2 separate regions of the Mus musculus genome follow, and region 1 is linked to region 2. The links are chromatin loops, found by intact Hi-C in ENCODE. Cell type or tissue: left cerebral cortex. All regions are shown on one strand. Links, peaks and the distances in the headings refer to the core of each region. The heading gives the core; the rest is flanking DNA. Region 1 overlaps Afp (alpha fetoprotein). Region 2 holds the start of Ankrd17 (ankyrin repeat domain 17).

The links. Hi-C counts contacts between places; a loop is a spot of excess contacts. Peaks named below come from ENCODE experiments on the same cell type or tissue, not always from the same donor. Only the 100,000 strongest peaks of a DNase experiment are listed, where the experiment ranks them.
Region 1: it touches region 2 in a loop (25-fold over the local background); 2 of 42 quality-filtered maps call a loop at or near these places.

The regions. Positions count from the first base shown.
Region 1 is chr5:90,495,944-90,508,180 of GRCm38, forward strand. Afp (alpha fetoprotein) reads left to right here. Exons shown (of 15, transcript NM_007423.4): 4 at 21-232; 5 at 1,254-1,386; 6 at 2,322-2,419; 7 at 3,657-3,786; 8 at 5,464-5,678; 9 at 7,631-7,763; 10 at 8,388-8,485; 11 at 9,007-9,145; 12 at 10,578-10,801; 13 at 11,855-11,987. Among named protein-coding and RNA genes, the nearest start is that of Afp, 11 kb to the left of the region's middle. In left cerebral cortex, for the core only: a CTCF peak has its summit at 4,994 (motif pointing left); DNase peaks (open chromatin) are centred at 3,776 and 4,990.
Region 2 is chr5:90,359,359-90,371,595 of GRCm38, forward strand. It overlaps Ankrd17 (ankyrin repeat domain 17), which reads right to left and starts at 6,827. Exons shown (of 34, transcript NM_030886.2): 1 at 6,309-6,827. The coding sequence starts at 6,689. It overlaps Gm9958 (predicted gene 9958), which reads left to right and starts at 7,639. Exons shown (of 1, transcript NR_045618.1): 1 at 7,639-9,130. In left cerebral cortex, for the core only: a CTCF peak has its summit at 5,354; DNase peaks (open chromatin) are centred at 5,365, 5,929, 6,123, 6,397 and 4 more places; H3K4me3 peaks cover 4,202 bases; H3K27ac peaks cover 3,174 bases.

The DNA.
Region 1 (12,237 bases), core at 1,992-9,991, 140 kb after region 2:
AAAAGATTTTCTTTTCTCAGCTATCTGTGTTTCTGGATGAAATTTGTCATGAGACGGAACTCTCTAACAAGTATGGACTCTCAGGCTGCTGCAGCCAAAGTGGAGTGGAAAGACATCAGTGTCTGCTGGCACGCAAGAAGACTGCTCCGGCCTCTGTCCCACCCTTCCAGTTTCCAGAACCTGCCGAGAGTTGCAAAGCACATGAAGAAAACAGGGCAGTGTTCATGAACAGGTAAGGACCATCCTTGGGCATCCAGTGGGCAGCCAGTGTTTCTGCAGTCCACATGTGCACTCCAAAGTGTATACAAGTAGGGAATATAGCCAGAGTATGTCTGCTGAGGTCTGTGCAGGGGCTTTTGTTAGACACACACTGTGAGATGCAGAACACACCGCATGCAGACTCAGCCTCTGATCCGTCAGCCTCCGGAAACATAGCTCTTTCTCACCTTTAATGTTTTGATTTTTGCTATGCACAAAAGTGCATCAGGATCGCAAAGAATGACTCCTGAGAGCCAAGTGTTCATGTACACCCACGAAACTGATAATTAAGACCATGCAGTCAGCTTCTGGGATAAATGTGCTTGTCACAAATGCTTGCGGGCTTTGATATCACCCTCTACCCTTCCTTTCACCTTTAAAATAGTTCATTTTATTTTTGAAACAAGGTCCTAGAGGACCAGGTTGGTCTTGAACTAAGTATGCATTAAGGGTGGGTTTGAGCTTCTTATCCTCCTGTCTCTACCTTACAGGTGCCAAGGGGACAGGCATATACATACATGCATACATACAACATATATTTACATGTCTATCTGTCTATACTGATAGACATACTGAGAGACAGAGACAGAGAGGACACCTTAGGGTAGTCATCGAACTCTTCACTGATAAAGATTTGAGCTGTCTTACGTAGAAGCTAGCCTGGCTGATTCCCTGATATGTCTGACAGGCTTACTGAAAAAGACATCTCAGAAGGAATCATAGCGTCATTGTTTGTTTTCATAAAAGACTCTGGATTAACGGATTGGATCTTTTTTTTCTCCTGAGGCTGACATGTAGGAACGTTTTGACAGCTTTTGAAAAAAGCCTGCACATTTTCCCGTAACAGCACAGTAGAGAAAAAGTCCATTGGACCCTGTTGCCTTTGTGGTTGGTTACCCCATTCATTAAATAAATTCCAGAGCTTAGTTCAGGGAGGTGGCAGTCCCTTCATCTGTTACATGTTTGCAAATCTCCAAGTGTTGTCCATTCCACAGGTTCATCTATGAAGTGTCAAGGAGGAACCCCTTCATGTATGCCCCAGCCATTCTGTCCTTGGCTGCTCAGTACGACAAGGTCGTTCTGGCATGCTGCAAAGCTGACAACAAGGAGGAGTGCTTCCAGACAAAGGTGGTATCTTTGTGAAGCTATCTGAAGCTAAATGGGGTTTAGCCATGGCTTGGGAAAACAGAATTAAAGGCAGAAATGTGCCTCCTGTGGGAAATACCATCTTCTTTCTCATCCTAGATGAAAGTCATTTTTACTTGATCTTTTCAATTATCGATGAAATTTCATTTTCTATTTATAGTTAGAAACAATACTCCATAATAGTAAGGTATAACTTTAGGCCGAAGTAAAAATGTATTTGGATCAGCATTTACTGAATCTTTAAAGAGAGCAGAGATAACAGCAATGCATGTACCCAGAGGAGGTGATTTAGTGCTTATAAGCCCATTAGAGTGATAGGATTGTCCCTCTCTCCTTCAGAGCAGAAAACAATGTTGATACAGAGTAACCAGCCTTTCGGTAATTGACAAGTGGAAAACATACTACAAGTTCAACCAGAGCCAAGGAAGCTGGAAATTAGTGGGGTTGCTAATGTGTCCGCAAAATGGAGCATATTCCCCACTTCTGGCTTGTTTTATTTTGCCTTTTGAGGCAGACTCTTGTTATATAGCCCCAACTGGGCCCAAACTCCTAAGAATTATGACGGTAGTGCAATTCTTTTTTTTTTTTTTTCTTGTCTTTTCCTTTCTTTTTAACTGAGCAGGAGCCAACAGGCTTTACCCCACCTGGAGACTGGACAGGTGCAGCTGTCCATGTGGTCCCAGTATCAAAATGATGACGTATTGGTTTGAAGATGTTTAAGAGATCTCAGGCATGCATACATAAGAATTAATCTAAAAGTCATGAAAATAGAATGACATGCCTAAACGTCCTGAGCTCTAAGTTTAGTAGAAGCTATTTTATACTTTCCTGTGTCATCTGTACTGAGCGTTTCTAGTTCTTAGATCTGAAGAGAGAATGAATGGGTTTTCTAAACACCTCACTTCTTCTGCATCTAGAGAGCATCCATTGCAAAGGAATTAAGAGAAGGAAGCATGTTAAATGAGCATGTATGTTCAGTGATAAGAAAATTTGGATCCCGAAACCTCCAGGCAACGTAAGTATAAGCGTCTAAGGAGGCAATGTGATGTGCTCAATGTCAATGTCACTCCTCCAGAGTAAAGCCTCCTTTGGGAGGCAGACTCTGATTAGAATCATGAGATCTAAGGATCAGAACAGAACTAGCAGATCAGCCTGCTATTTATGAAAGTCTCACTGGCATGGTATTCAAGGAAGAGTTTTTAAGTAAGTTTTTATTGTTTGTTCTAGACACTTCAGTTTCTGTCCACACTCAAATTATACTGCCCCATTAGACCATATTTCCCCAGCTCTTCTACAAAGTAGATCAAGCTTTATGGAGAGGCATCTCCGACTTGCAGCCTAATAAGAAATCCTTCTTGTTAACCAGGCTTCCCAATCAACCCCATTGTGTCAATTGTTGTTTCTCGGTAAAATATTCCCCTGAGGCAACAACTTTAGAAGTCAGTGACAGGTGGGCAGAGGTCCTTAGTGCCTGGAAGCCTAGGTATTGTGCACAGCCAAGATCCAATGCACATTTCAGCCCTGTAGTTTCTTCCAAAGACTGGTTTCACCTTTCTTCTGGAAGAGGTCAGACTTATGCTACAATTACCTCCCAATTCTATTAGAAACTTAGTCATCAATTCATATGGCGCCTTAAATATTTGTCTTAATAGTAAAATAGAAATGGGAGGACACAATGACAGCAATGGCATCATGTATCTGTTAGCAAGAAAAGCCACACACGCCACAATGATTCCCAAGTTATCAGTAACAAAGACTCAATCCTTTATTCAAGGAAGCAGGGTCTTTGCACAGGCACCTCTTCCCATGAATTCTGGCAGCTTTGTTTTATACTTCCTTCTGCTGTGGTCTGATGCCTTGAAGCAGAATCTGGTAGTTCAGGCTGGACTTGAGCTCCCGATTCTCCTGCCTCCACTTCTGGTTTGCTGGAATTGTAGCCGAGTGCTTCTGTGTCTGCAACAAACGCTCAGGATCAGGGCTCAACAAGAAAGGGCGACATTTAGCTTGAGTTCCTAGAAAGTCTTCAGGAAGCTACAAATGACTTCCAAATTACTTGAGCACCCAGTCCCCCAGTCTACAGAGCTTGTGCCTGGTGGAGCAGAAGCTGACGAGACCTAAGATGTGTTTCCGTCTCTTTTAAAAGAACACATTTCTGTTCTTTCCCGCTGGAGGTAACTCCCCAGATCCTCTACAGACAATGCGATTTCATCCTGATAAACAAGATAATTTTTTTTTAAATGATCCTCTTCCAGAACCATTATTAAGCTAAGTCAAAAGTTAACTGAAGCAAATTTTACTGAGATTCAGAAGCTGGCCCTGGATGTGGCTCACATCCACGAGGAGTGTTGCCAAGGAAACTCGCTGGAGTGTCTGCAGGATGGGGTAGGAGTCTCCCTCTCTCCCTTTTTGTCTCAATTAATGTTTCACTATGCCTGGCTTGGCTGGGGTGCAGTGAACTTACAGACTTTCGAAGAGTAAAATTTGAGCTACGTCATGATTGCTTTGGGGTCTCACCTCAGGCATTAGCAATATCTGATCCCTTTCATGAGACTACGAGACATTCAGTTCTTATTTGACTGAGAGACTGAGTCTCTCCCACTAGCTAGCTAGCTGCTGGTTTACAGTGAGGGCCACTTGCCGGGAAAACTTATAAACTGACATCAAAGAATGTATAGTTTAACTGGAGAGATAAAACAATTGGCCTTCTTGAAGTTATAGACTGTCTTTTGTTTACCATTGTCTCTACAGGGCAATGTGTGGCACATTGAAGGGTTCTGTCATAGTTTAATGACAGACTTATAAGTAAAAATAATGCAAGAAACTGTTGCAAGAGAGAAAATGTCTATTTATTACTAAGCAGAGGTATAAATAAAGGGATCTAAAAGAATTAAATTCCTTTATTTAACAGATTATATAAGAACTGGTGATATAGATGATGTGGCTAATTTGGGTTAACTCTGAGCTTTCTAGATATTGAATGAGAGGCCTGTATATACCAAATTACTCCTCCTTTCATCCCTGTGACACCAAGGACTACCTTTTTTTTTTTTTTTTAAATCTCTCTTGTTAAAGGCTCAAATGATGTTGGAAAAAGGGACAGAAAAGACTCACTTCAATATACTCAGTGTCATTCGTTCTTTGTAGAGGTAGTCAGGGAAGTCAGCAGGTGACAGGGCTCCCAGGGGGCAGACTGGATCCTCCAGGACAGATGGCACCCCTGCTGTGAGGAGTGGTGAATCCTGAAGCACGGACTTGATTACTTTTTCCCTCATGCACATTAGGAATTCATCAGCCCCTTAGGAGTACTGGCAAAAAACGATTTTGTTTTTCTTTGAGGTCAGTTTTCTTGGTTTGTAATTGACAATTTTATTGATTTTATTTTTCTAGTTAAAAAAATAGCTTTTAACTTTTGGAGCTTGTCGCTATTTTTTCATTGAGAGTGGAAAAATAATTTCAGTGCTTTACAGGAAGGCTTTAACAACTGAATAATAGCTTTCAAGGGTCACTGTAAGAATGCACATCCCTGAGCAGAGACAACGTGGTGTACAGGATTTTGCACAGCCAGTTCGTCTTCTAGAGTGCCCTCTGGCGGGCAGAGTGGGTCACTGCAGATCCCTCTGATCAAGATGGAAGGAAGGGAAAGCTAGCAAGGTTAGAATGTCAGAGGTGAATATTGCACATTGGAACGTTTCAATAACAGTAAAAAGCTGCTGTCTTGTTTAAACAACACATTTCCTTCTCATCTTGAAGACGTTTACTAAAATAGAAGGCAGGACTTAGATGAAAGCTGTGCGAAGAGGACTCGAACAAGTCGGAAAGCAATGAGGAAGAGCAAAAATGAGCAAAATAAAAAGGGAAAGATAGGTAAAAACAGAAGAGTGATGAGGCGAGATATCTCATTGACCCTGATCCTCCTTTTCATCTCGCCATTGATTTCTTCTCCCACTTCCTTTCCGGGCTCTAAGTTCCTACCTTAGAGGATAAACCTTTGAGATTTATATTACATATTATTATATTGTATTATATTATATATTATATTATTTACTTTACCCATTGCAGGAAAAAGTCATGACATATATATGTTCTCAACAAAATATTCTGTCAAGCAAAATAGCAGAGTGCTGCAAATTACCCATGATCCAACTAGGCTTCTGCATAATTCACGCAGAGAATGGCGTCAAACCTGAAGGCTTATCTCTAAATCCAAGCCAGTTTTTGGGAGACAGAAATTTTGCCCAATTTTCTTCAGAGGAAAAAATCATGTTCATGGCAAGGTAACATGCCCTGTAAATGTATATTTGCAATGATAAAGACCATGAAGTGATGGGGGGTGGGGGCTATAGTTTTTTAGCTCAACTGAGGCTGGCTGTCTAGATGCCGTGACACCCAGGAGATGTAAGCATAGAACTTGTAGCTAGGAATGAGATCTACTGTAACGTGATGAAGTTCCCACAATTACCACTATTAATTGGCTGGCTTATGAATCTATATTTTGTTTTATGCCATTCTGTTTCAATATCTCATATGAAAACCACCACGAACTTTCAAAGATAATTTGTATATTTTGTAATAAGGAGGGCATAGGCTGCCAAGTTGGCTCAGTCAGTGGGTAAGCACCACACAAACTCGACTACCTAAGTTCAACTCAAGGAAACTGATGTGGAGTGATTGAGCCAATTTCTAAAAGTGGTCCTTGACAACACGTGCGTGCTGTGGCAAACATGCCCCCTCTAGTAGTAATAGATAAATAAAATTAAATTTAAAAATAAGAAGTGCTCAAGCTCATGAATATAATGATACACACTATAATACACACTTCAGAAAAAAATAAACATTCCCCTAAATATAGCTCAATAGATAGTGCCAGATAACAGTTCTTTCACTGAAACAGATTGCTTGATATGTATAGAATTTTTAAGAAATGAAAACCTGTTTAGAGACATTTGTACAAAAGAAGTTTTCTGTACTATAGTCAGCAGGCATGTATTCATTCTATTGGCCTTTAAGGGAAGCCAACAGTCAAGTTAACACCTTCCCCTTTCTTGGATGTTTCTATGCACTCTATTAGAAGAGAGATTTGTGCAGCTCTTAGGACCTCATGCCTAATGGGTTCCGAGGGCTTTTCCTAAGCTAAGCGCCTGATGCTAATGCAGCAATCAAAGTAATGGCTCAATCTTCTCGCCAGTATTCCCAAAAGCTGTGGCTCTTTGGCTGCACTAAAATCAGGTATTCACATGTCATTTGTACTGCTAAATAAAGTTAGGCAAACTAAAACAAAGACTAGATTTAGGAGGAACATCTAGGTGTTTTGTTGGTGGTAGAAGTCAAGACTACCTACATCTACAAACTTAGAGCACAATTCATCTTAAAGAGTGATCTCTACACTTACATATGCATACACATATAAAAGAGCTAACAGTTGGCTTCATAGCAACAGGCCTTCAGTGGAGAGAATGTTTGCAGGAGACATTTTCTCAGCTGAGAACAGGCTTCCACCAAGCCTGTATCCCCCTCTGTTACTCACAAGTCTGCTGCCCTAGCCCTCAGTCAAAGGAGCTGTTCTTGACCGCAAGCTGAATTAGTGTCCCTTCGTCTTTGGGTGTCGCCTCTTTTCCTGCCCTCGTCTTTCTTATTTTTCTTCATTGATTTATCACTATCAAAGAGAGATGACCCATTTAAGCTTGCGTCTGTCTCCTTAAGAGAGGGGAGGGGAGGTCTTTTCTCTTACATGGCATTAGCTCTTCACTGTTTAAAGCATACCGTACACTCTGAAAGCATATTTGTTGGATAAATGAATGGAAATCTTGCCACTGAAAAGCCATAGCGAGACACAAAACAAAGGGGTATATTTGTATTGTTCTTCTTTAATTAAAAATAATTTCACATGCATGCATGCATACATAAGTTTATACCTAGGTTCTGTATATGAGAGAAAACATGCAGTTTGTCTGAGCCTGGCTTATTCACTTAATGACTTCCAGTTCCATGTATTTTCTGGCAAATGTCATGATTTCAGGAAAGGACATTTTACTGGGTGATTTGAGGGACTGCCTTAATAGTTTTGCTGTTCACAGAATTCAAATTATGTTTGCTTTTCTGCTTCACTTACTGTTTGACTTTTAATGTCTGTATGCTCTGACTGCTATATAGGAATGCTTAGGGAGTTAGTTAATAGTGTAACGTTGTCTTAGTTCTAACAACATGATATTTTTCCTACATATTTAAGCTTTCTTCATGAATACTCAAGAACTCACCCCAACCTTCCTGTCTCAGTCATTCTAAGAATTGCTAAAACGTACCAGGAAATATTGGAGAAGTGTTCCCAGTCTGGAAATCTACCTGGATGTCAGGACAATCTGGTAGGTGGTACTAGAATTTGGGGGATAATCTGTAAACTGCATTGATAGTAGTCTTTGGAAATACAGTTTGTAGGCCAGTGAGTGAGAAGGCTCAGTAGGTAAAGGCGCCTGTTGTGCGAGCCTGGGGACCTGAGCCGGATCCTTGGGTACCATGTAAAGGGAGAAGAAAAAGAACTGCACTCCACAGAGTTGGAGTAGGACCCACACATGCCCTTTGGCAGTGCTCCCCACTGGATAATGAAAAAAAATTAAACATACTAGTTAAGTAGTAATTAGCTAGTTATACTTAGCTAGTTATAAACTAGTAGTCTCAAAATTAATGAGTTATCCTAACTAGCAACCAATGGCTTATGTAAGAAATAAAAATGTTAGTTAAAAGCATTATGGTGAATAGAATAGAGATGCTATTCACCTTTGCCAGCTTCAGGAAGGCAAAATCTCCTGTCCAGTGGCTATATCCTCAAGAGTTCATTTGTTTTCATTCTTAAAAGTCACGCATTATCATCTTCAATATTTCATAAAGGCTTCTAAGATTGGTTTTATAATATAATAAGATCCTGGCATATAGAAAATTGTGTGTCTGAGACGAAAGAATAATGCATGTAATAATGTCGGTATTTTTAGGAAGAAGAATTGCAGAAACACATCGAGGAGAGCCAGGCACTGTCCAAGCAAAGCTGCGCTCTCTACCAGACCTTAGGAGACTACAAATTACAAAATCTGTATGTTTTTTTTGAAATGTTTTCAGTAAATTAAAATTATTAATAGGTGAAGGAAGCATAAATTTAAAGTCTCAAGGCACCAGGCACTGCTACTCTTTCTTCTATTCCCAATTGGATCAAAGTCAGTATAAATGTGACTACGTGATTTCTCCAAAGTTATCCCCCATTAAATATTAACAAGAACAGCCCATGAAGTCTGATGTTTTAAATTGACTTCGGGTTCCCCAAACCCTGTAGATTTTTGCAGAAGAGCTATCCATTCTGCTCTTGATCTGTCAAGGTTCCAACACCCAAAGTACACGGTTGAAATCAAGGAAGAGCTAAGGTTGGGAGGAAAGCAGTCTTCTTCCCACGTAGTGACACGTGAGAGAGATGGAGGTGGGGTATGTGGAGTGATTGGCAGAATAAACACTTCTCATTGTGGGGCCACATGACTCATGCCTTCTGACACCGGAAGTAGGTCCTAGAGAAGGAGGAAGGGGTGAACACTCACGATGACGAGGTAAAAATGTTTCTTCAAGGTTCCTTATTGGTTACACGAGGAAAGCCCCTCAGCTGACCTCAGCAGAGCTGATCGACCTCACCGGGAAGATGGTGAGCATTGCCTCCACGTGCTGCCAGCTCAGCGAGGAGAAATGGTCCGGCTGTGGTGAGGGAATGGTGAGTGGAGAACTGTGTGGAGGTGGTGTTCCTTGGTTTCTTCAGTAAGTTCAGGTGGAGGGTGTGTGGGAGACCTGTCTCTCAGTGGTTTGCCTTTGGCCAGGCGTTCTGTCCTTCTCAAATGGTTAGGGGCAAACACAGAGGGATTATTCAACAATGTAAAGGCAAACTTTATACATAGGAAGAATAACACCCAACATATTATCCAACTTATTGCTTCTTATTCTCTAAATTCTCACTCTTATATTGGAAAGTAAAAGAAAAAAAAAAGAAAAATTCACTTCTAAGAGATTGCAATTAGTCATCTTATTTTAGCCACACTTAAGAGTTCTGCATTTTGCAGACCAGTCGAATCATTATAGTGCTATTTGGGGTAGTTTGTTCCCAAGCAAAGTACAGGAGTAAGATTCGTGCTCTGGATAGTCACCCCCTTAATCTTCACGTCACACTGAGAGGGGAGCTTCTGCCACTAAGCTTGAACTGTTTGCATTTGACATTTGAGAATAAAAAAAAAAATACCAATTTGTAGAGTGACTTGTCTTAGATTAGGGAATCCAAGGATGCACCCAGTCATAGCTCGAGAGTCGTAAGCTCACAAGCACCACAACAATCATTAAGATTTATAACTTGGTGTTTATAACTTGGTTATCTTTGAAGTATGGGGGATTGGGAGGATCTATATGAAAAGGATCTATATGAAAGCTTTAAGCACACACACATTTATTTTCTACTAGTTTTGTGTGTGTGTATACGTGTATATATAGAAAGTTGCAAAGGTAGATTTTCCCTATTCTAGCTTTCAGAAAGGAGTTCTCTGTATCAAAATGCAAATGCAGGGGTTGAAGGGATGGCTTAGGCAGTTAAAAGAATGTCCTGCTCTTGTTGAGGACCGGAGTTTGGACCTTCGCACCCACTGAAAATGTCTCTCAAACACCTATTACTCCAGTTCCATAGAGAGGTGATGTCTCTGGCTTCCACAGGTACCCAACTCTCATCTGTACATACCAGCCCCTAGTTATACATAATTTAAAATAACATAGATATTTAAACAAAAGCAAAACTCAACCAGATACACACAGAAAATGAGCTCAAAAAATTGATTTCTACTCATAAAGATGGAAATGGTTTTTCCCTTTTGAAAGTCTGTCTACAATCAGAAGCATATTTCAAAAAGCTAAAGGTCTTTTCACAACACCACATCTGCCAACATCTATCATTACACACTAAGTTTTATCCCAAGCAAATGGGTAAACAGCACAGTCCTTAACAAATCGTTACTAAGGTGATAGTACAGCATAGAAAAGTTTCCCGTAGCATTAGTGATAAGCTCCTAGACTTTGGGAGCCACCGCATGAAATTTCTGAAAACGTGAGCCAACTTCGGTGGCTAATTTTGTCTGCCTGCTTCCTTCTTTTTCATTCTTTTTAACCAGGCCGACATTTTCATTGGACATTTGTGTATAAGGAATGAAGCAAGCCCTGTGAACTCTGGTATCAGCCACTGCTGCAACTCTTCGTATTCCAACAGGAGGCTATGCATCACCAGTTTTCTGAGGGATGAAACCTATGCCCCTCCCCCATTCTCTGAGGATAAATTCATCTTCCACAAGGATCTGTGCCAAGCTCAGGGCAAAGCCCTACAGACCATGAAACAAGAGTAAGACATTGTTATTTTGAGCTGAGACTCCTGCCTTACATGTTGAGAACTTCTGGGTTCAGTAGAACATTGCTGCCCTTGAAATACTCAACACTATCTTTAAAATTAGTTCTGTTTCAGTTTTTACACAGCCTTATGTGGGAAGTTAGTTTGAAAAAAATCCACGGAGGCAGACAATTTTCTGGTTATGAAAAATTCTCTCTGTCATAACAATTGCAATATATTTGTGAGTAGGAGGAAAATGGACAATATATTTAGAAAAATTAGAAAAGATCTTTGTAGTGAGTCAGGATACTTCTAATGATAGGAAATGAGTGATTGCATCTATAAGCAGTATAATTATACCTGACTCAACTATGTTGTTGTTTTAAAAAAAGGAAATAAACACACATTCGCGAGGGGAGACATTCTGTAATGGTAATGGGGTGAAGCCAGGGGAACTTATATTCTTAAATATCCATGTATTTTAATTTAAATGAAATGCTCACTGGCTTTGTACATGAGCTTCCTGCATTGGGAGATCTATTCTCCCAGTTTTCTTCACCCCAGGCAGAGGCGAGTTTCAAGAGATAATAAGAATGGTACTTCCTTTCCCAAGCTTGCTTATGGCCTTGCCAAATTTAAACCCAACACATGATCACCGATCACCGCTAAGAGAGTATTACAGGCAGCCAGTGCTCCTTCGGTTAAGCTATGATGCTGGCGGGTGTCAGCATCTTGACATCTGGGCTTGTGGGTATGCCTAACCGCACTGCAGAGGAGCCAAGAGGCAAGGATAATGTAGGTAATCAAGACAGAGAGCACAGTTCCCTCTCCATAAAGGCACACAGAGTCCTGACATAGTGATTCCTCTGTAACCTGCACCAGGGCAGGCCAGCGGCGTGGTGTGCTTCAGGCTGAGAAGTGTAAGGGCTAACCTTGGCACGGAGCGGAAGGAGAGGCAGCTGAGGATGGCTGCTAGGGTTCTGAAAACGCTCTACTAAACGTTCTGGGAAGGTGCGGCTTTCTTTGCATGGCAGACTCGCCTGTATTTTCTTTTGTTCTAAACCCCAGGCTTCTCATTAACCTGGTGAAGCAAAAGCCTGAACTGACAGAGGAGCAGCTGGCGGCTGTCACTGCAGATTTCTCGGGCCTTTTGGAGAAGTGCTGCAAAGCCCAGGACCAGGAAGTCTGTTTCACAGAAGAGGTGTGTATGAACATCTCATTCCCTAAAGTCTCGGTGTGGTGCATCCTGCAGTAAAGAACAGAAATACGGTCCTACAAATCCGAAACTTAAAATAATGACCAATTTATTTATTTATTTATTTGAAAATCTTATGGGGTTTAAAAACTAATATTTTTCTAAGTACTAGAGAGAATTAAAAATTTATTCTATATTAAGAGAATCAGTAATTTTTATTTATTTCCTAATAGGATAATTAAATATATAAGGAATT
Region 2 (12,237 bases), core at 1,667-9,666:
TAATCAAACCCTGTATCCAAAAAGTGTACCAAGTTTTCTCTGGGAACCAGAATACTTACTACCAAAAGAAAAACTCTAGAAAATCTTTATATATGGGGTCAAGGAAGGTCTCTTGTGTGGAGTGTCCTATGAGTCATAAAATAATAGTACATTTTACTAAGCAAAATACTGTTTTTATACTGTGAAAACAAAGAGAATATATGGAATGACATAAAGAATACTTATAAACAGCACCAACAAATCACCAAGAAAAAAGCCCAGTATAAAGAAATCAAACATGAAATTCTCAAAAACAATCTAAGCAAAAACATAAAACCAGTCAATGTTGACAGTTATGAAGATAAAAATACTATTTTTAGGGCTGGTGAGATGGCTCAGAGGGTAAGAACACTCAACTGCATTTCCGAAGGTCCTGAGTTCAAATCCTAGCAACCACATGGTGGCTCACAACCATCCATAAGGAGATCTGACTCCCTCTTCTGAAGTGTCTGAAGACAGTTACAGTGTACTTACATATAATAAATAAACAAATCTTAAAAAAAAATACTATTTTTAGCCAGGCAGTGGTGGCACACACCTTTGATCCCAGCACTGCGGAGGCAGAGGCAGGGGGATCTCTAGAGTTGGAGGCCAGCCTAGCCTACAGAGCAATTTCTAGGACAACCACCAACTCCCCAAAAAAGAGAAAAAAAGAAAATCCCATCTAGGGGACTTCTCATGCACTTCTGACTATAAGCTTGGGCAATTAAACTAAGAATTAGAATCCAATTTAAAAAATAGTTTGTATGGGTACAATATAAATAGGTACAAATAAATTCTTTAAGATATGATGTTCCAAACATTTTCCAGATTAAGTAGCTAATAAGGGGCTGGAGAGATGGCTCAGCAGTTAAGAGCACACTGGCTGTTCTTCCAGAGGTCTTGAGTTCAATTCCCAGCAACCACATGGTGGTGGCTCACAACCATCTGTAATGGAATCTGATGTCCTCCATTGGTGTGTCTGAAGACAGCGACAGTGTTCTCATACATAAGATAAATAAATCTAAAAACAAAAGTAGATAATAAGGAATATTTATGTAATATTCATACTTGAAATTTGGCTTCATGAAAATCAAACGGTTAAGACTCTTAAGACTTATAGGACACATACTACTGTACTGTAGAAGACATAAAAAAGCAAAGCCAAGGTTCTGCCTTCAGACCTAATAGTCCTAATACTCTAGATATAAACTGCTAGGTCACTTAAAGGTAAAGATTCACAAGAAAAGAAAGAGAGGGCACTACTTCTCCTGATAGGCCTTCTGTTACCACTGACTTCCTCTGAAGCAGTTTATACAAGTTAGACCGAAATAAAGGGATGCCAGATTAACATCATTCTGGGTATCTAATAAAAAGCTAGATATAAGCTACAAGTCTATGGGAAAAGTTAAAAAGAAAATCCAAACCAAAATAAATGATTACATAAACCTTATCCAGATTCCAGGTCAAAACCTCTATTTTAAAGGAAATATCTTTCTTTTAGCATAATAAAAAATGAGTGATAAACGAATGAGCATGTTTGGAATCAAACCGAGGTTAAATCCTGCTATGACACTCATTAGATATACATCCTTCACAAAGTCACGTAAACCTCTTTTAAACTAGTATCTCTGCCTGTAAAATCAATGTCTCAAAACTCAGTGGCTGACTGGGGGTGAGGAGGTCAGAGGACTCCTTGTGGGAGTCAGTTCTCTCCGTTCTCTCCTTTCTATCATGGGAGTTCCAGGCTTCACAGCAAACTGGTCCTGGCGCAAAAGTTTTATACTTCTGAAACTCATTCCTTAAACAGAATATATAACCATTAAACCTCATTCTTACACTTTTCCCAACCTCTCTTTACTCATTGGTACATTTTTTAATGTACATGTCTTTTAAAAACATTGTTTATCATTGCTTGCTCAATGCAGACTAAAACATACCCAGTGGGAACTCATTTTTGAATAATGAAATAAACATGGTGACACCTACTTCATAGCGTTATGGAGATGTAAAATGAGAAAACATGAAAACTATTAACTCCTTTCACTTTCTTAACTGCTGTAAAGTAGGATCTATTATCCCCATTTATATATAAGAAAATGAGCTAGAGAGGTTAAGTAACTGATCCAAGACCACAACACCAGTGAGTGATGGGTCAAAAAACTGAATACAAACTCCACATACAGTCCATGCTCAGAACCATTAGTTAAGTCTTCATACACAATGGGCACTCAAGTACTATTTTTTTAAGTATGTTAGAATATTAGAGGCATAAAGCACCTATTAGACATTCAATAGCCAATGATGATTAGTTTAACTTGTTTTCTCTCGCTAGGCAAGTTTCATAACTCACAGTAATTAAGAAATTAAAAGACACTGCTGGGCATAATGGTGTATCTTTTAATCTTGGTGAGTTCAGGGCCAGCCTGGTCTACAGCGTGAGCTGTAGGACAGAAAGAGCTATACAGTGAGACCCTGTCTTCAAAACAAAACAAAACTGGTGGTGTTGGGGTGGGGGGTGGGGGGTTGACGGTGTCCAAACATCAGCTATTCACAGGCTAAGGAAGACAAGAAAGGAAGAAGGAACTCCATTCATGAGTCCCTAAATGAATTCTGGATTCTCCCTAAAACTGATACTAGTTGACGGAACAGATCTGTATGCTGTCCCCCCCCCCCCTTTTTTTCTTTTTGATCAAGTCCTTTTCAAATAGAAGATAAGGAAATAATTAAGAGAGAAATTCTTCAAAGGTTATCCATTTTAAAAATAATGCTACATTAGTTGAAGAAACAGAACTGGGGAAACAGTACAGGCAAGGTTCTCTGGCCTATTCTGATCTCATGTATTTACAACAGTGGAGCCTAGCATCTTTCCATTAAAAACAAAAGAAATGAAACAAGAAATTAGTGTCCAGAGTCTTAATGATAGTTTCCCCTTCTCCCTCATCCTCAACCCTACCTCTTTTACAGATGCAAGTCTCCTGGCCTTGCAGATCCTCAGTACTGTCAACACTAATTCACTGGCCCTCATTGTCTAAAGTTCTTCACTAAGTTTCTTTCTTATTTAAAATAAAAAAGCACATCTTTTTCCTCAAATATAGGTGGAATTCTGATCGACTCTCACCATACTTATATTTTATTCTTTTCTCTTCAACAACATTGCTCTTGAACTTAAAAGTTCTATCATTAACATTTCCTCCCTTTGAATTGTGCTTCAGAGAAAGCTGCCTTCCACTCATATCCCAAAGTGTGTTCAATAGAATGCAATATTATTTCTGAAATGAAGTATAAACTCTTCCAATTCTACCTTTTTCTTGTAAATATTTAGTTCAATCCAATGTACAACGTGTTTCTATGTTGGGAAATATATTTTGTTCCTTACTAGTCAGTAGCCCATTGAAAGCTGAGCAAATTAGACTTTCAACTTAGAGGTAAAGTCTTGTGCCAAAAGAAGGGAAGAGAGGAAAAGTTTTCAATCTTCTGCACGCTTTCCAGGTACAGCTGAGGCTATACGAGCATCAAAACCATTCCATCCAATCGGAGATACTTTGGAGATACCTACTCTAAAGGATAAATAGGGCTTGCAACTAGGTACTAAAACTTACAAATAAAGCTCTTACTTAAATCCATGTTCTCTCCCATTTTTCCTCTTTCACCAGACATAGGATGTCCAGCTAACATTTCTTTTTGTCATGTTGTCATCCTTCAACATCTTCAAGTGAGACACCGCAGAAGTATACACTTTCAGATGCTCTCCTAACCTTTTGATGATTTTTACAGGAGAATTAGTTCAAGGATCAGATTATCTGCATTTGTAAACTGTGTAGGCCAAAATAATTTTGGGGAAAAAAAAAGTACACTTCCCAAGTCCTGAAAATTAAACTTCTGAAGACATGTAAAGACAGTGAAAGAGAAAAGAAACTATTGCACAACCCAACCCGCCCACCTGACTCCAAGTTGCAGCACACAGCTCAGAGCTTCACCCCTTCACTCTGATCACAGCATGCAGGCCAGTCCTTTCTATCATGCCCATTTCTCATCATGTGTTACAGACATTTCTTTAATGGCTCAGCTTTCTTATTACATATATTTCACCCAACAAATGACAAACCTATTGCTTTACTTGTGAAGATGGCAGTGCAAAACACAGTAAGGATCAACACTGTCTTAGCTGGTCAAAGTACATATTGTACATATTCTCAGATGAAAAACTCAGACCTACAAAAGGAACATACCCACATGCTTCAAGCCATCTATACAACTTGAGGAAATATCAGGTCATGGACAAAACTACCTAGGGAGGTGCAGTTTGTAGCAGAATTCTTCTTTAAGTATTACATTAAGTATACGGCCTTGTTCCAAACCAGAGCTTAATGTTAGAAAACTTAAAATCTTACTACTGGTGGTTTACTCACAGTTGCTAAACCTGAAATTCAGCACCAGTTTTTGAAATAGGTCAGAAGGGAGACAAAATGTACAGATGTCACTGAGTCTCTAAAAACTTTGATTCCTACTTTTGCAACTATCAGACACTATCCTCCAGTATCCTTTAAACCTTGCTGCCCTTATTTTTAAAATAAAGAGGCTGAGCTGCAGAGGAAAAGTCTTTCCCACTTCTGAGAACTATAAAGCTGGCCAATTCTAAGTACCAAAACAGAAAAGGATTCCATCACGTCCTTCTCATCATTGTTTCAATATTAAAGTTTTGCTTTCTCTTTTGTGTTTGTTTGATTTAAGGGTGTCTAGGGCCTTAGGCCTGCTAGACACTAAGCCTTGCCTACATTGCTTACAATGAAGCCTGAGCAACACGCTGTCCAGAATCAATCAATAAGCAAGTACAAACTACCCATACACATTTACCACAATAGGCCCAATAGAAATAACAGAAGGGACAAGTTTGGAGGTATATATATTCCTACTCTTAGAACTTTTTTCTACGATGTAGCTTCATCTAAGGTTAGGGAAAAAATGTTTGTCTTATTGCTAACAGGTGAGCCTCAAGTCTCTTTCCAAGGTCTCTACATAAACAGAACCTGGATGGGAAAGAAGAAATCAAATTAACTCAAAAGCAGCCTTTTACCAGGCTCTAGTGTGGCACGCAGTATTTCTGGATAATTCAATTAGTCTTCTCTTTAGAATCAACTTTTACAGCTTCTTTCCCTCTGCTGCCTCGAGTTACTATTTCCTCCATATTTGGGTGTTTAAAGCTTCCATTTCCTAATATTGACAAAAGGGTTTGTTCTAAAAGAACTAACAACTGGTAGGTCATAGTTTGCTATCAGTATGGTTCATTAAGCTTTTGGGTTAAAAGGAATAAGGTCCTACAACGCCGCCTGTCTGTAGACCCAGGAAAAACTATAAGGAGTTATGAAACCAGATCACTAGAACATAAGGCCTCCCTATCCCAATCACAACCATGCCCGGGTGCAAAACAGACACTTCATCCCTGCTTACTTTACAATAGATAAATAAATAAAGTTAATTAAATAAAAGCGGGGTATGGTTTGATTATTTCTTATTAAGGGAGAACCCGATGGATTATTACACATACACGCAGAGCACCTAACAATTTTTACGTACTAAGTCACTTGTAAACGCATATGGAGGGATAGAAGATCGGCTCATCCATAAATCTTTCACAAATCGAGGAAGCGAAGAGTACTTCAGCAGCCACGAGTTTAGAGAGAGAGAGAGAGAGAGAGAGAGAGAAAGAGAAAAGAAAAAGCCCTGCAGCAAAACAGTATGGAAAAGTACAGCCTCTCACGTGTCTCTCCCAGATACAAATACTTAGCTCCGAGTCCATTACAATCTTACCGCCCCTCCACAACTGCTCCCGGCCACCTTCCACTGACAGAAAACTACCAAGCTCGCAGTCGGTCCCCCGGAGACTCTCCTACCTATTATCTTACCCCTCCCGCTTTAGCTCCGCCCCCGCCCCGGGAATGAGGTGGCCTTACTGGCCCCAGAGAGACCACCCTTCGGCCCCAAAGTGCCACCCGGGAATCCGACCAATCAATCCCTCCACCCTTCACCCTGCGAAGCAGCATCCTCGGCTAGCCAGCTTCTCGGCAACTCCGTGCACTCTCCGGTCCTCCCACCCCCACGTGTCAGCTACCCTCCCCCACGTCCCCACACCTCACGACTCAGGCCGAGCAAAGAAAGGGGGCAGCCGAAAGCCCGGTCCCTCAGGGCAGATCGTAAGCCCCGAGGGCTCGGTCCCACCGCGAGTCCCCTCCCACCTTAGGCCCTCCACGGTCCCTTCCGCCCTCCTCGAGGTGAAACCAGGCCCTTGCCTCAGAAACCTCCTCTTCCTCGTCGTCGTCGTCCTCCTCTTCCTCGCTGTTGTTGCTGCTGGTGCCGCCGCCTCCTCCTCCTCCTCCACCGCCACCGCCGCCGCTGTTGTCGCTGTCGCTGCTGCTTTCGCTGCTGCTCGGGGGTCGGCAAGTCCGGTTCCGCTTGGCCTTGTGGTGCGGCGGCTGCTGCTGCTGCTGTTGCTGCGGTGGCTTCTTCTTCAGGAGCAGGTCGCAGACTCGCACCATCCCACGAGGAGAAGAGGCCGGGCGAGCCCCGCCGCCGACCTCCGCCGCCGCCGCCGCGGGGGGGGCCGCCACTGCCGCCGCCGCCGGGGGACTCCCTTCTCCCTCAGCCGCCGCCGGAACCGTCGCCTTCTCCATCCCCGCGGGAAGAGGGGGTGGGGGACGCGGACGGGGGAGGGGCGTGGGGGGGCTCCGCTCTACCGCGACTTCGGTCGCGCCGGGGCCGACACAGCGCTCCGGGCCGCCGCCGCCGCCACCGCCTCGGTCACCTCTACTGCCGCCGCCGCCGCCGCCGCTCCGCCAGCTCTCACCTCGTCTCGCGATACTAAGGGCGGGGAGCTTGGCGGAGGGAGGGAGAGAGGGAGGGAGGGAAGGGAGGGAGGGAGAGAGAGCGGGAGGGCTGAGGGGGGGCGAGGCGGAGCGCGAACGCCGTGCCCGGGAAAGCCGAGCAGGCGTCCGGAAGGAGCCGCCGGGGGAGTGCGCCTGGAGTGGCTTCCTCTGGGGAGACCGAGTCTGAGCGGGGACCGCAAGCAGGGACCGCGGGCGGGCGGGCGGGCGAGCGAATGAACGAGCGAGCGAGCAAGCGGGCGGGCGAACGAGCGCCTGGGTGGCTTGTCTTCTCCGCGCTACTTCCCCCACACACACAGCCCTGCAGCCCTCCCTCCTTCCTTCCTGGCTTCGTATTAGAACGCAGCCGCAGGCGGAAGCGCGGGTGACGCCATCAGCCGGCGCCGCGGCGGCCGCGCGAGCGCGGAGCCCTGCCTGCCTCTCCCAAGTGCAGACTCCAGGGCCGGGGAGTGGGCTCCCCCGCGAGCGAGCGAGCGATCGAGCGTGCGTGCGTGGGCGCAGGGAAGCAGAGGCAGTGGGATGGCGAGCAGTGGGGCCCGGGCTAAGTCGGGGGCGAGCGCAGAAGCGCGGGGGAAGCTGGGCGAGCGCGAGGCCTGGCCCCTCAGATCCGGGAGGTGGGGCCTCGCCCCGGACCTCCTGGATGGACTTTTCCTGCCTGGCCATTTTCTCCACCGCCTAAGCCAGAGAGCATTGGATCTTCCGAGAGAACTTCGTGAGAGGAGAGAGACTGAAGTCAGGTCCAAAAGAAAACTGTTTCCCCTCCACCATCCCTTGGAGCGATCACGTCCTCACTTAGAAAACTCTTGTCCGAGTTTGAGTCTCGGGTCCTAGGCTTCCTAAATCTGACTATTTTGTACACCTTTGTAATGTGCAGGAACGGAATCTAGTGATTTTTAAGACTATACACTTCCGAAGAGGTGGGTGTGGGAGCTGGGCCATCATCGTATGCATTTCTCGGTCTGGATTCTGAGATCATTTTGAGTACTTAGAAAACTTGCAGACCGATTGAAATGTAGCTTTCTTCTTCAAACAGACGTCTCCAGTGTAGCCCAGGCTAGCCTTGAACTGGCGATCTTCCTGAGATTATATGGGTCTGTACACCACCGTGTCATGTTTATGTAGCTTATTGAACTCAGAATTAGCCATTTCTGGGCTAGTACGAGTAGTGACATAAGGAAAATAAAGCAAACATCAAAGACAGATGTACTGGCACAAGATAAAAAAGTCCCTCAACTGACAAAGTTACCATTTTAAGACTTCTAAGTTTAGCTGAGTGCCTGATTTATTTTATTTATTTTTTAATTTTTTTTTTTTTTTGCATTTTCTTTTTAGTACTGGCATACCATATGAAATGTGGGCAGTTGCCAGTACACTACGGAGTACCACAGACGAATTGGTGATGACTAAATCAATTCATTGAGGCAAAACTTCATGTGTCTACTGTGTGTGTTATCTCTGAAATCAGAGTCTGTGTTTCCAGGGGCTTCTCTGTGTGTAATAGTAAATATACAAAATGCTAAACATCTGCCTAAAGCTGAGTTCCAGTATACAACATAATACAGAACACTATTGTGTATCTGATAGCCATGGATTTGGACTGTATGGTTTCAGCGGGATCTTGTCCATTTTCTGTATTCTTCAGCACCTTTGTCTCACTTTCCACCTCCATACCTTTTGCAATCTTTGAGTGCCAGCCCCGTTTTATTATACGACTGACTAACAGTTTCACAAGAAGACTGAGGCCATTGACTGCAAATTCCTTCAATTTTCCAAATGCTAGAGATGGGCTGATCTTTTCTCAGTATGGAGAGAATGACAGAACTCCTTGCCCTCATGCAAGGTCAGTCAACTCTCCAACTATATTCTGGTTTCAGTGTCTCTCTTTGGCCTGTTTTTTGTTTTTCTGATTTCAGTCCTTCACAAAGTTTGGCTCCCTTTTGTAACTTACTCAGGTTCATTCCTTCATAGTTGTACATTATGTATGAAATGCAACTTCGTTATTTGGAAAAAGTTCTTGCTTTGCTGTATAGAAATGAAAGATAATCTTTGGGGGTTTGTCAGGTAAATCCAAACTATTAGGATAGTCAAGTCCCCTGGAATGATTTGTATCTATTTTTGAATATATTTTACTTAGTAAATTTTTACATATTTTCTCCCTTTGTCAGCCTTGTAGCCAAAACTGGCTGGCCATGTATTAGGCACACCAATAAACTAAACCTCATGTGTTTTCATGTGATTGTGTCCAGGTGATTGAATTCTAGGAAATAAAGTGCGTGTTGGTAGTATGCTCAGTTTCAGGCCAAATGGGAGTCCTACTGAATTCATGTTCCACCCTCTTGATACCAGTGAAATGCCATGTGATCTTGAAACTATTTGTTGCTGTTATCAGAATCTGAAGAGAGAGTTTGAGAGGCTGATCCTGTCTCAACATCCCAAGTGCTCAGATTGCAGACGTGAACCACCACACACAGCTTCAGATTACATTTTGACTCCCTAACTTTACCTGGTGCTTCAAGTATTAAACATCTATTATTAAAGTTTCCAAGAGAGTCCCAGTATAAGAATTCCCTTCTGTTGCCTAATTTCCAAGTAGTTGGGCGGGGGTGGGGGAGAGTACAAATGAAGGCCAAAAATATCACCATATTAATGATAGGAGGAAATTGCCTGAGGTAGCATATTCATCACCAATAAGGATATAAAAGCAGGGCTGAGAGGTGGCTCAGTAGTTAAGAGCACATACTGCTCTTATACAGAAACTGAAGTTCAATTCCCAGTGCCCATGTTAGGTGGCTCATGACCACCTGTAATTACAAACACCTCTGGAAAAAGGCAGAAACAACTAAAAATAAGTCTTAAAACATTCAAATAATTACATATATATGAAAACTGAATATATATACATACATATGTATGTGTATATATATGTGTGTGTGTATGTGCGTGTATATATACATATATGTGTATATATTCAAGTATGTTGCCTCCAAAACTGAGGGAAATTTATATTTCCAGTCCCCAGCAATGCTTGACAAAGACAGCATGGAGGAATGAAAGAATTTGATCTCTGGACAGCCTTATTATGTGATTAGAAACAGCTTAAATCACACATTCTTCACAGATTTATTAATTATTCTACTCACTTGCCTCTGCAAATGTAGAAAAAGACCAGGAATGAATCATGGTTCTTTTACAGAAAGCAAGATCTCAACGAGGTTTCCCACCAGTATCATTGACCATTTTCATTTCCCATCATAAACATTGGGCTATTTATCTCTCTAATCACTCTTACTAAGTGTTTCATACATCTTTCTTCTGCCTGGGTCAGGGCTCACACTTCAGGAGTTCCACATCAGTCCACACCTTTTCCCTAACTTTTATTTTGCTTCTATATTTTCAGTTCCACCAACCATGCTTAAGGCTAACATGCAGCCTTTATTCCTAACTTCATTAAGATCCAGAACTACCAGTGGATACTAGAATGTGTAAGCCAATATTTTTCTGAGCTTTCAGTATAATCTAAGCATACTCAAGGTTACTAAGTCATACCCACCCTGTCCTAGCTAGTTTTATTGTCAGCTTGACACAAGCTAGAGTCAGAGACGAGGGATCCTCAACTAAGAAAATGTCTGCATAAGATCTGACTGTTAGGCATTTTCTTAACTAGTGATGGGTGGTGATGCCCCTGAGCTGGTGGTTGTGGGTTCCAGAAGAAAGCAGGCTGAGGAAGCCATGGAAGCAAGCCAGTAAGCAGCACCCTTCCATGGCTTCTGCATCAGCTCCCTCCTCCAGGTTCCTGGCCTGCTTGAGTTCCTGTCCTGACTTCTCTCAGTGATGAATTGTGTTGTAGAAGTGTAAGCTAAATAAACCCTCTCTTTCCCAGGTTTCTTTGCCCATAATGCTACATCACAGCAATAGAAACCTTTTTTTTTTTTCATTGTTAATTAGCCTTTTTGTTGTTGGGGTTTTGTTTTGTTTTAACTGAAGGTCCTTACTGGTCCTGCTTCCCCTGTGAATGGCCAAAATCAAGGGAAAGGGGAGGGCAGCCAGCTGGTGCAGGGAGGGTCATAGACAAGCACCAAGTCACTATTGTGGTTAGAAGTTGGCAGCATGGGATGGGGAGGGATGAAGAGTAGGGGTGTCATTAAAGAAAAAATGCAGGCTCCCCCCAAACTGAGTGCCTAGGATGGGACTTGGTCTGCTTCAACCTAAGAGGAATCAGAAGATCAAAAGCGGTTTGGGAAGGCCAGAACTGTCAAGAATGCACCCCTTAAAAGCAAAATGATCTATGCCAGCTCCAAGGATGCCATCAAGAAGAAGCTGACAGGAATCAAGCATGAATTACAATCTAAGTGATACGAGGAGGTCAAGGACCGATGCACCCTGGCAGAGAAACTAGGTAGCAGAATCATCATTTCCCTGAAGCGCGAGCCTTTGTGAGCCACCTCCAGCCCCCTGTCTGGAGCATCTAGCAGACACAGACCTGCTCTTGGGTGTTGCAGGCTGCCCCTTTCCTACCAGACTGGAGGGGCTAGGGGAATCTCAGCAGCGGCAGGGCTATCTCTTCATCCCATTTGCCAAACATCTCTCCCACCCTCCAGACTGTCCTTCTCCCTCCATCCCTGATAGTTCTAGAAACTTTTAACTAAGACAGAAGTTGGTACCAGAGTAATGGAGTATTGCTGTGACAGACTTGACCATATTGGGGAAGCATTGCGGAAGGACTTTAGAACTTTGGGCTAGAAAAGTCATTGGAAGATAAGAACATTGAGAACAGTGTAGATAATGGAGGCCTTGCCTGTGAAGTTTCAGAGGGAAGCAAAGACTCTAACAAGGCTTCTTATGGGAAAAAAAGAAGAAATCTATAGTGCTGGTTCGCTGGGACTGAAGAATCTGCTCTGATTAACAAGATACCAGGACTACTAAAGTGAAACCTTTGTTTTGCTGGGATACTAGATCCTGGTCAGCTGGAGCTAAAAAAGAAAGAAAGAAAGAAAAGAAAAAAAAATTAGCAGTGATTAAGAAGAGACCAACATCATTGAGGTGTTTCCTCTGAGTCAGCACATGCAAGCTGTGCTCCAGAGGCAGCCAACATTGTACCTTGCTGGCAGCTGAACTCAGTAATGTAAGAGTCAACCAAGTGGTACTCCGTTTGAAGGCATGAACAGGTCATGGAAAGCAACTGAGGCTGGGCACTGTGACAGGCTTGAAGAGGCCATCAGTGAAGGTACTGCCTCGGTAGCAGTTGAAGGCCCAGGACTGAAGAGGTTATGCAGAGAAATTGAAGAGAGCCTATGAGAGGCTATTGGTGAAAGTGCAGACCAGTTGCAGCAAGAGAGCC